Linked DNA regions of Homo sapiens: region 1 is linked to region 2. Evidence: read pairs that join two places in POLR2A ChIA-PET (ENCODE). Cell type or tissue: Panc1. All regions are shown on one strand. Each heading gives the region's core, and the rest is flanking DNA. Links, peaks and the distances in the headings are about the cores only.

Evidence for each region. ChIA-PET counts read pairs that join two places held together with the same protein. Peaks named below come from ENCODE experiments on the same cell type or tissue, not always from the same donor. Only the 100,000 strongest peaks of a DNase experiment are listed, where the experiment ranks them.
Region 1: POLR2A ChIA-PET joins it to region 2 with 8 read pairs; 3 of 35 experiments call an interaction of 5 or more read pairs at or near these places.

Annotation. Positions count from the first base shown.
Region 1 is chrX:150,846,640-150,851,035 of GRCh38, forward strand. The region is part of intron 1 of CD99L2 (CD99 molecule like 2); the gene reads right to left. Among named protein-coding and RNA genes, the nearest start is that of CD99L2, 50 kb to the right of the region's middle. In Panc1, for the core only: no CTCF peak of the experiment used is centred there; a DNase peak (open chromatin) is centred at 2,502; H3K27ac peaks cover 3,696 bases.
Region 2 is chrX:150,989,311-150,993,706 of GRCh38, forward strand. HMGB3 (high mobility group box 3) reads left to right here. Exons shown (of 5, transcript NM_005342.4): 5 at 1-1,461. It also overlaps the pseudogene RPL19P21. Among named protein-coding and RNA genes, the nearest start is that of HMGB3, 8.2 kb to the left of the region's middle. In Panc1, for the core only: no CTCF peak of the experiment used is centred there; no DNase peak of the experiment used is centred there.

The sequences.
Region 1 (4,396 bases), core at 91-4,090, 140 kb before region 2:
AATATGCATGAGTAAATGGCTTATAAGAGAATCATTAAAATGTTCAAAAGCTTAATGGATGAAGAGAGAAAAAAGCCACACTCTAATCTAAACTCACCCAGTGCTTGATAAGCCTTTAGATTCTACTGATACGACATAAGTTTGGGAAACTGAGGCACAAGAATGTAAGTGATTTGGACAAGGCCACCCCAAATCAGTCTGTTGACTAATAACAAATGCACATGGTATTTCCTTCCCCTGAAGGCAGCATAAACACCAATGGATCCTGTGTACTTTCTTAAGTCAGGTAAGAATCTATGTCTAGTTGGTGTTGCATGTATGAACATTTCCAAATCAGAGCCAGGCAGAGTGGAACAGGACCTCAGAAATCATCAAGATTTTCAGCCTTGCCATCTGGCCAGGCCAATGCAGAGGGAGAAAGGCGCTGAGCACGAGGCACCTCCTACCCTGTATCCCCAACCCAGACCTTTGTCCTCAATTCCAATCCTGCAGGTCCTGCTACCCAGGGGAGATTTCCATAGCACCTCCAAGGAAGCATGTCCTGAATTGGACTCTGTCTTCCCTTGTGCTAGTAATCCTGGTCCAGCTATCCTTGTGCTAGTAATACCCAGTCTTAACTACTGTTGTGTTGTAGTAAGTTTTGAAATGGGGAAGTGTGAGTCTACCAACTTTGTGCCTGTTTTTCAAGCTTGTTTGGCTATTTTGGGTCCCTTGGATTTCTGTATGAATTTTAGGATCAGCTTGTCAATTTCTGCAAAAAGACAGCTGGGATTCTGATAGGGATTGTGTTGAATCTGTAGTTCAATTTGGGAAGTATCATTCCATCTATTTTTAAACATGCTCAAATCTCTCCCATTTTAACTAGAAAACCCTCTTTTGACTGTACATCCCCATCTTGATACTGCTTTCTCTCCCACCCCTTCATAACCAAACTCATAAAATGACTATCTATCCTTGCTGTATCTGCTTGCTCCCTCTCAAATCACTCCTCAGTATCTCACAGCCAGCTCCCACTCAGAATCCACAAAACTAAATGCCAAGCCCTGGCTCTCCAACCTAGACCCTTTTCCTGAGTTCCCTGTTTGTTTCACTGAATGGCACAGCCACCCACTGCATTGTCCAAGCCAGAAAGCTGTACACTGTCCCGACATCTTCTCCTTCATTCTCCATAGCCACCCTGTCACCAAGAACTGTCAATTCCACCCCCAGCACATGCACAAAGCCCACCACTTTTCCACTGCCACTACCAAGCCAGGCAGCGATCATCTTTCCCCTGGACAGCCACAAGCACCATCCTCCTGCTCCTTCCAGGTCTATGCTCCATCCAATCCATTCTCCACACAGCAGGCAGGGAGTCCTCCTTTTTCCTTTTTAAACAAACTTCAAGGCACATCACTTCCCTGCTCAAAACTCCCAAAGGCCTCCTCACTACACTGAATATAAGCTCCATATGCCTAACTATGGCCTGCAGGCCCCCCCCCCCTTGTACTATACCTCTCACAGTATTACATAAATTATATTATTTGTTTTCAAATAATGTGTGTCCACTGTGAAAATCTTAGAAAATGCAGAAAAGAAGAAATAAAATAACGGCAAGTGGTTAACAATATGGGTGAACCTTGAAAACATTATGCTAAGTGTAATAAGTCAATCACAAGAAGGCAAATACTATATTCCCATTTTATGAGGTCCCTAGAGTAGTCAAATTCACAGAGATAGATGGTAGAATGATGACTGCCAGGGGCTGGGGAGAGTGGGAGATGGGAAATTGCTTAATGATTAGAGGTTCAGTTTTGCAAGATAAAAAAGTTATGGAGATTGGTTGTACAACAATGTGAACACCCTTAACACCACTAACAATACACTTAGAAATCATCTAAGATGGTAAGTATTATGTGGGTTCTTTTTCCACAATTTAAAAAAAAAAAAAAAAACAGCAAGTGATGCTTTTTAAAAATCAAAATTCAGAAAGACAAAGCCAATTATCTCAAGGCATGTTAACTTTGGACAGAATCTGAAATATCATCTAATTGACCATCCCTAAAATGCAGCAAAGTAATCTCCAGTGTATAATAGAGGTTCTCAGCCAGGGAGGATGAGCTGACCAACCTCAGAAACCTCCTCCCCCTCAGAATTCACTGGGCTGGGGACCCAGGCATGTGCTTTGGAAGTACATTCATTCGTTGGAAGAGTCACGTTTTTGGAAAGTTTTTTGTGTTGACCCCAAAACTGGCCAGTAGATTACCCTGGCACTACAAAGAATAAGTTTGTCCCCTGCTGTCGTATGCTCCTTTAGACATGTGGATCCCGTGCTAAGGGTCACTGGCTACCCGCACCAGGAGATCCTGTCTCCCCACCACAACCTCCACTTCAACCACTTCCTCCCTTTGACTTGTGCAACTTTTCTCCATGAACTTGTCCATGTGCGTCATACTGCCGGGAAACAGCTTGCTCAAATTCCCTTCCCAAATATACCTAATGGCAGACTGTGGCCTCTATCAACAATCACACTCAAATTCAACACCTGTGTACACAGTTAGGCGATGAAGCCCCAACAGCCGTTGGCACTTCTGTGGTGCTTTGTAAACACTGACTAAGCAATCTGGTGAGCAGCGTCAAAAACAGAATGAGGCCAGGCACGGTGGCTCATGACTGTAATCTCAGCACATTGGGAGGCCAAGGCAGGATGATTGCTTGAGCCCAGGAGTTTGAGACCAGCCTGAGCAACATAGTGAGACCCTGTCCCTATAAAATTTTTAAAAAATTAAAAATTAGCTGGGTATGGTAGTACATGCCTGTAGTCCCAGCTACTTGGGAGGCTGAGGCAGGAGGATTACTTGAGCCAGCCAGGGTGACAGGGTGAGACTCCATCTCTACAAAAAGTTTTTTAAAATTAGCCAAGTGTGGTGGCATACACCTGTAGTCCCAGCTACTCAGCAGGCTGAGGTGGGAGGATTGCTTGAGCCCAGGAGGTTGAGGCTGCAGTGAGCCATGACCGCACCACTGCGCTCCAGCCTGGGAGACAGAGGTAGACTCTGTCTCAAATTGAAACTATACAAAACAAAACACAGAATGAGCTAGCCCTTGTATATCAGTACATCCTGCTCCATAACCTTCTGAAGCCAGCTTGTCATGGAAGCAGGCAATCAGTCTGGCTCATTCCACACCACAAATCTTCCAAGTGAGTAAGAACCCACTGATTCCTGCATCTGTAGAAAATGGGAGATAGGATGTATGACAACTTCAAGGAACATTACTAGGCCCACATCTGCTTGATCTGGCCAACTAAATCCCTAAGCCAGTTCTATATAATATAAATTAAATAAGCATTTAATACTACGCAAAATAAAATTACAGCTATTCAGCTGACCTTTCCCCTTTTCCACTCTGTATTTGTGCCTGTTTACAAGCCCAGTGGGGAAGGTATGCCAAGAATAGAGATGTTCTGAGGACACAACAAGCCAATTAAAACAACAAAACAAAACAAAAAACTAGAAATGACAAATATCCTGCAAGTCTAGATTGTTGAACATGCCTGATCAGGTTGGAGAGGGAAGCAGGAGGAGCCCAAAGAAAGTCTCCTGTATGTCCTAAAGTGGAATCTAGCTTGCCTACTTTCTAAGCCACATTCCAGCCCACATGTGTCCCTTAAGACATGAACCAAGCCAGGCTTGGCAGCAGGCACCTCACCATTAAGGCCAGCTCAGCAGTGGCCATGCTCACCACTCAGAGCCCAGCAACTTAGTAGACCACGTTTATCCCCCAGTTTCACAGAACACATGCCCCTGACAGGGATCCCAAATTTCCCATCCCTACCTAGAACATGTAGGCACCAGCGGACGTGCACATAGAAACAAATATTACACCAGAGGGCTACCCATGTTGCAACAAAGTGATTCTCACAGAGATAAATGTTGCAACAAAGTGATAGAAACACAGTACAACAAAGTGATACTCCATAGAAACAAATGTTGCAACAAAGGATGATCTTATTTGTGTGAAGGACTAATATTTCCTATTCCATTTTATCTCATTCAATATGCTAGTTGCAACTCAACTACTTGCACAGGCCACTGATGGGTTGAGCCCCAGGTGCAACAACATTGTACAGATGCTGCCTAAGAAGTGAGGTGTTTCTTGTATCACAGCCAATCCAGGACTGAAGAAACTCTCTAACCAGGAGTACTTTTTTTTCTTTCTTTTTTTTTTGTTTTTTGAGATGAAGTCTCGCTCTGTCACCCAGACAGAAGTGCAGTGGCACGATCTCAGCTCACCGCAACCTCTGCCTCCCGGGTTCAAGTGATTCTCCTGCCTCAGCCTCCCAAGAAGCTGGGATTACAGGCACGTGCCACGGCACGCGGCTAATTTTTTGTATTTTTAGTAGAGACAGGGTTTC
Region 2 (4,396 bases), core at 152-4,151:
CTTTTTTTGCTCCTACTTGGAAACACCAAACACCCCAAGGAAGATGATAGGCTCCATCTTGGGCCACCTGAGCTATAGGGCAGGCTAATGGAATCAACCATTTCTGAGCACTAAATGTATCATGAAAAGTTGAATGGCCTGCTCATAAGTTTAGCTCATTCACTGGAAATGTAGATTGATGTTCAATGTTAAACTGGAAGGAGCTTGGTTTGTGTGTCAGTGGTTATATTAGTGGGTAGTGTAACATTTTATCCAGGTTGGGGTGAGGGGAGATGGCCACAGTAGCAAGTGGTGACACTAAATACCATTTTGAAGGCTGATGTGTATATACATCATTACTGTCCGTAGCAATGAAGGATACAGTACTGTGTTGTGGGTGAGTGTTGCTATTGCCCAGCATTAATATTTGGGTGTGTATGTTTGAGGCTATGAAACACGCAGGAGTGTTTTTGTGCTATTAATTTTAAGAGAAAGCAGCTTTTTCTTAAAATTCACTGTTGAGAAACTTGCATGTCTGGAGGCGGTGTCCTCTCCGCCCTGTCGGGTCCTGGATGAGTACGAGTTATGGTCACGGTCACAGCCTGATCTCTTATGTGTTCATAGCCATTCGCTCTCCCATCAGAACTGTTTGTCCTGAATGTGTTCCTCTAGTTCTAGAAAATGACCACTAATTTAAAAAACTCGGTTGTGAGGTTTGCCCAGAGGCACTTGTTCCAGAATTTCCCCTCCTGCTTCAGCCATGTCCTTGTCACTTGGCATTCTAAGCTAAAGCTTTAGCTTCCCAATTCGTGATGTGCTAGGCCAAGATTCGGGAGCTGTTGCCAGCCTCGTCAAATATGGAAGAGAAACAACCTGCGGTCAAAAGGGAGTGATTTGTTAAGTGGTGCGCGTCTATCTCATAACTAGATGTACCAACCAGGGAAGGGCCAAGGATGGAAAGGGGTAACTTTTGTGCTTCCAAAGTAGCTAAGCAGAAGTGGGGGAGCAGTTTAGCCAGATGATCTTTGATTAGGCAAACATTGAGTTTTAAAGAGGCTGTCAAGTTGAGGCCACTTGGTCCATTAGCTGGGGCAGCAAGATCACTACTCAACGTTTTCACACTGTGGCAAGATTGCTCTTCTAGTGGAATAATGCCCTAGTTTCTCTGAGATGATGTAAGTGGCATGATGTTACCTAAGGCTTAGGCTTAGCTTGATTTCTGGGCCCACTGTCTGTGTTCTTAAGATGCCAACCTGTTGCTTTTTTTTTTTTTTTCCCCCATTTAAAAGGATAGTACCTACTCCCTCTAACCACCTCACCCCATTCTTGAATGACATTTTATCCTTCGGAAAGAACAAGGCTGTGATGTAGTGACTATTGTCTGTGTCTCCTGTGTGTGTCTGTTCTTGTCACAAATGTATTTGGGGACGTTGGATGCATTCATTTTCTGTAATAAAGTTTCTTAATCACTCTTCCCAAAAAGTAATCAGTGGGCTGTCTGCGATCTGTCTGAGATACTGAACCTCTGTACTTTTGGTTGATTATCATCAAGGTTTTAGAAGTGCAAACTTTGTGGTAACCATAGATCTGAACTACTAACATTTAGTGGAATGATACCATCAAAATGACTTAAGTGTTAAGGACTCCAAAGCCCCAAGATCAACCTCCTGGCCCGAGGCATAAGGGGGAGTTGGCTCTGAAGCCCTGGACCAGGATAAATAGGCAATTTGCAGGATGCTAACGAGCTACTATTTGATAAAGTGGTTGGGTACTTGTAATCAGCCAGCCCTGCCCACAGGGCTCCTCGAGGCCAAGGGTCTGGGCTTAGTTGGCTGACTCAGCCATGCCCAACAAGGAGTTCTGGAGGAGAGCCACAGGGACCGCTTGCTGTTCTTGGCTCCCAGCTCAGTTTTCTGTGGAGCCCAAGGCTACCTGGTAAGGAAAGGCCATTGAGCCAGCTTGGCGGCCCCAAGCTTCCCTTACTGCTTCAACCAGAGCAGCCTCCCACCCTGTTTTATATGTTGGGCATCCTACGATTTCAGCTTTCAAAAGAAGCTGGGATACCATATCAATAAAAGGAAAAAGACACACATGATCATCTCAATAGACACAAAAACCTTGACAAACACTTTCATGATAAAAACAAGGGTAGAAGGGAACTTCCTCAACCTGATATAGGACGTTTAGGAAAACCCATGGGTTTATTCATGATTGTACTAGAAGTTCTAGCCAGGGCAATTAGGCAAAAGAAAAAGAAAACATCCAGACTGAAATTGAGAAGACAAAGCTATGTCTATTTGTAGATGATATGACCTTGTATACAGATAACCGTAAGGAATCTCCAAATAAAACTGCTAGAAAAATGAATTGATCATCTGCAGTATACAAGATTAACATACAAAAACTAGTATTTCTATATACCAGCCATGAACAATCTGAAACTAAGAAAACATTCTCTTAAATATCTACAATAACATCAAAAAGAATAAAATATTTAGGAATGAACAATATAAGTGCAAAACTTACATGGGGAAAAGTACAAAACATTAAAGACCTAAGGAAATAGACATTCCACGTTCATGAATGGGAAGGTTTAATATTGTTAAGATGGCAATACTCCTGAAATTGATCTAGAACGCAATCTCTATTAGAATCCCAGCTGGCTTCCTCTAGTAGAAATCAGGCTGATTCTAAATGTCATATAGAAATTCAAGAGATGCAGGAGATACCCAGATCAATCTTGAAAACAGTTGGAGGATTCACATTTCTTGATTTCAAAACTACTTTATTAAAACTTTTTTTTTTTTTTTGAGACAGAGTCTTGCTCTGTTGTCCAGGCTATTGTGCAGTGGCACAATCACAGCTCATTGCAGCTTCAACCTCCCAGGCTCAAGGCATCCTTCCACCTCATCCTCCCAGGTAACTGGGACTACAAGTAGCACCACCGCACCTGGCTAATTTAATTTCTTTTAGAGGCAGGGTCTCACTGTGTTGCCCAGGCTGGTCACAAACTCCTGGACTCGATCCTCCTGCCTCGACCTCCCAAAGTGTAGGGATTACAGCACACCTGTAAGCCACTGCACCTGGCCTGATTTGAAAACTTACAACAAAGCCAGGTGCAGTGGCTCATGCCCGTAATCCCAGCACTTTGGGAGGCCGAGGCAGGTGGGTCACTTAAGGTCAAGTGTTCAAGACCAGCCTGGCCAACATGATGAAACCCCATCTCTACTAAAAATACAAAAAAAAAAAAAAAATTCCAGGCATGGTGGTGCATGCCTGTAGTTTCAGCTACTCTGGCCGGAGGTTGAGGCAGGAGAATCGCTTGAACCCAGGAGGCGGAGGTTGCAGTGAGCCAAGACTGTGGCCACTGCACTCTAACCTGGGCAACAGAGTGACTGAGACTCCGTCTCAAAAAAACAAAAACAAACAAAAAACCCAAAAACTTAAAGCTACAATAATCAAGACGGTGTAGTACCAGCATAAGGACAGACATATAGGCCAATACAATTGTGAGTCCAGAAATGAACCCAGACATTTGTGGCCAACTGATTTTTCAATGGGGATAAAAATAACATTCAATGGGGGAAATAATTTTCAACAAATGATGTTGGGACAACTGGATATCCATGTGCAAAGGAATGAATTTTGACCCTTCCCTCACAGCACATTCAAAAATCAATTCAAAATAGATGAAAGACCCAAATGTAAGAGCTACAACTATAAAATTCTTAGTAGGAAACATAAGTGTGAATTTCATGACCTTGGATTTGGCAATAGTTTCTTAGGACACCAAAAGCATGTGCAACTAAAGAAAACAATAGATAAGTTGAACTTCATTAAAATTAAAACAAACAAAACATTTGTGCTTCAAACAGTACCACCAGGAAAGTGAAAAGACAACCTACAGAATGGGGGAAAATATTTGCACAACGTATATCCTATAGGGATCTAGTATTCAAAATATATAAAGGACTATTACAACTCAGCAATAAAAAGACAACCCAATTTAAAAAATGAGCAAAAGATCTTAACAGACATTTCTCCAAAGAAGATGTATAAATGGCCAATAAACACATGAAAAATCCTCAGCATCATTAGTCATCAAGAAATTTAAATCAAGACTATAATAGGATACTACTTAACACCCACTAGGATGGTTATAATAATGATAAAAAAGGGAGCTCTTTCCTTTCGCTGCTGCGACTACAGCCATGAGTATGCTCAGGCTTCAGAAGAGGCTCGCCTCTAGTGTCCTTCGCTGTGGCAAGAAGAAGGTGTGGTTGGACCCCAATAAGACCAATGAAATCGCCAATGCCAATTCCCATCAGCAGATCTGGAAGCTGATCAAAGATGGGCTGATCATCCGCAAGCCTGTGACGGTCCATTCCCGGGCTCGATGCCAGAAAAACACCTTGGC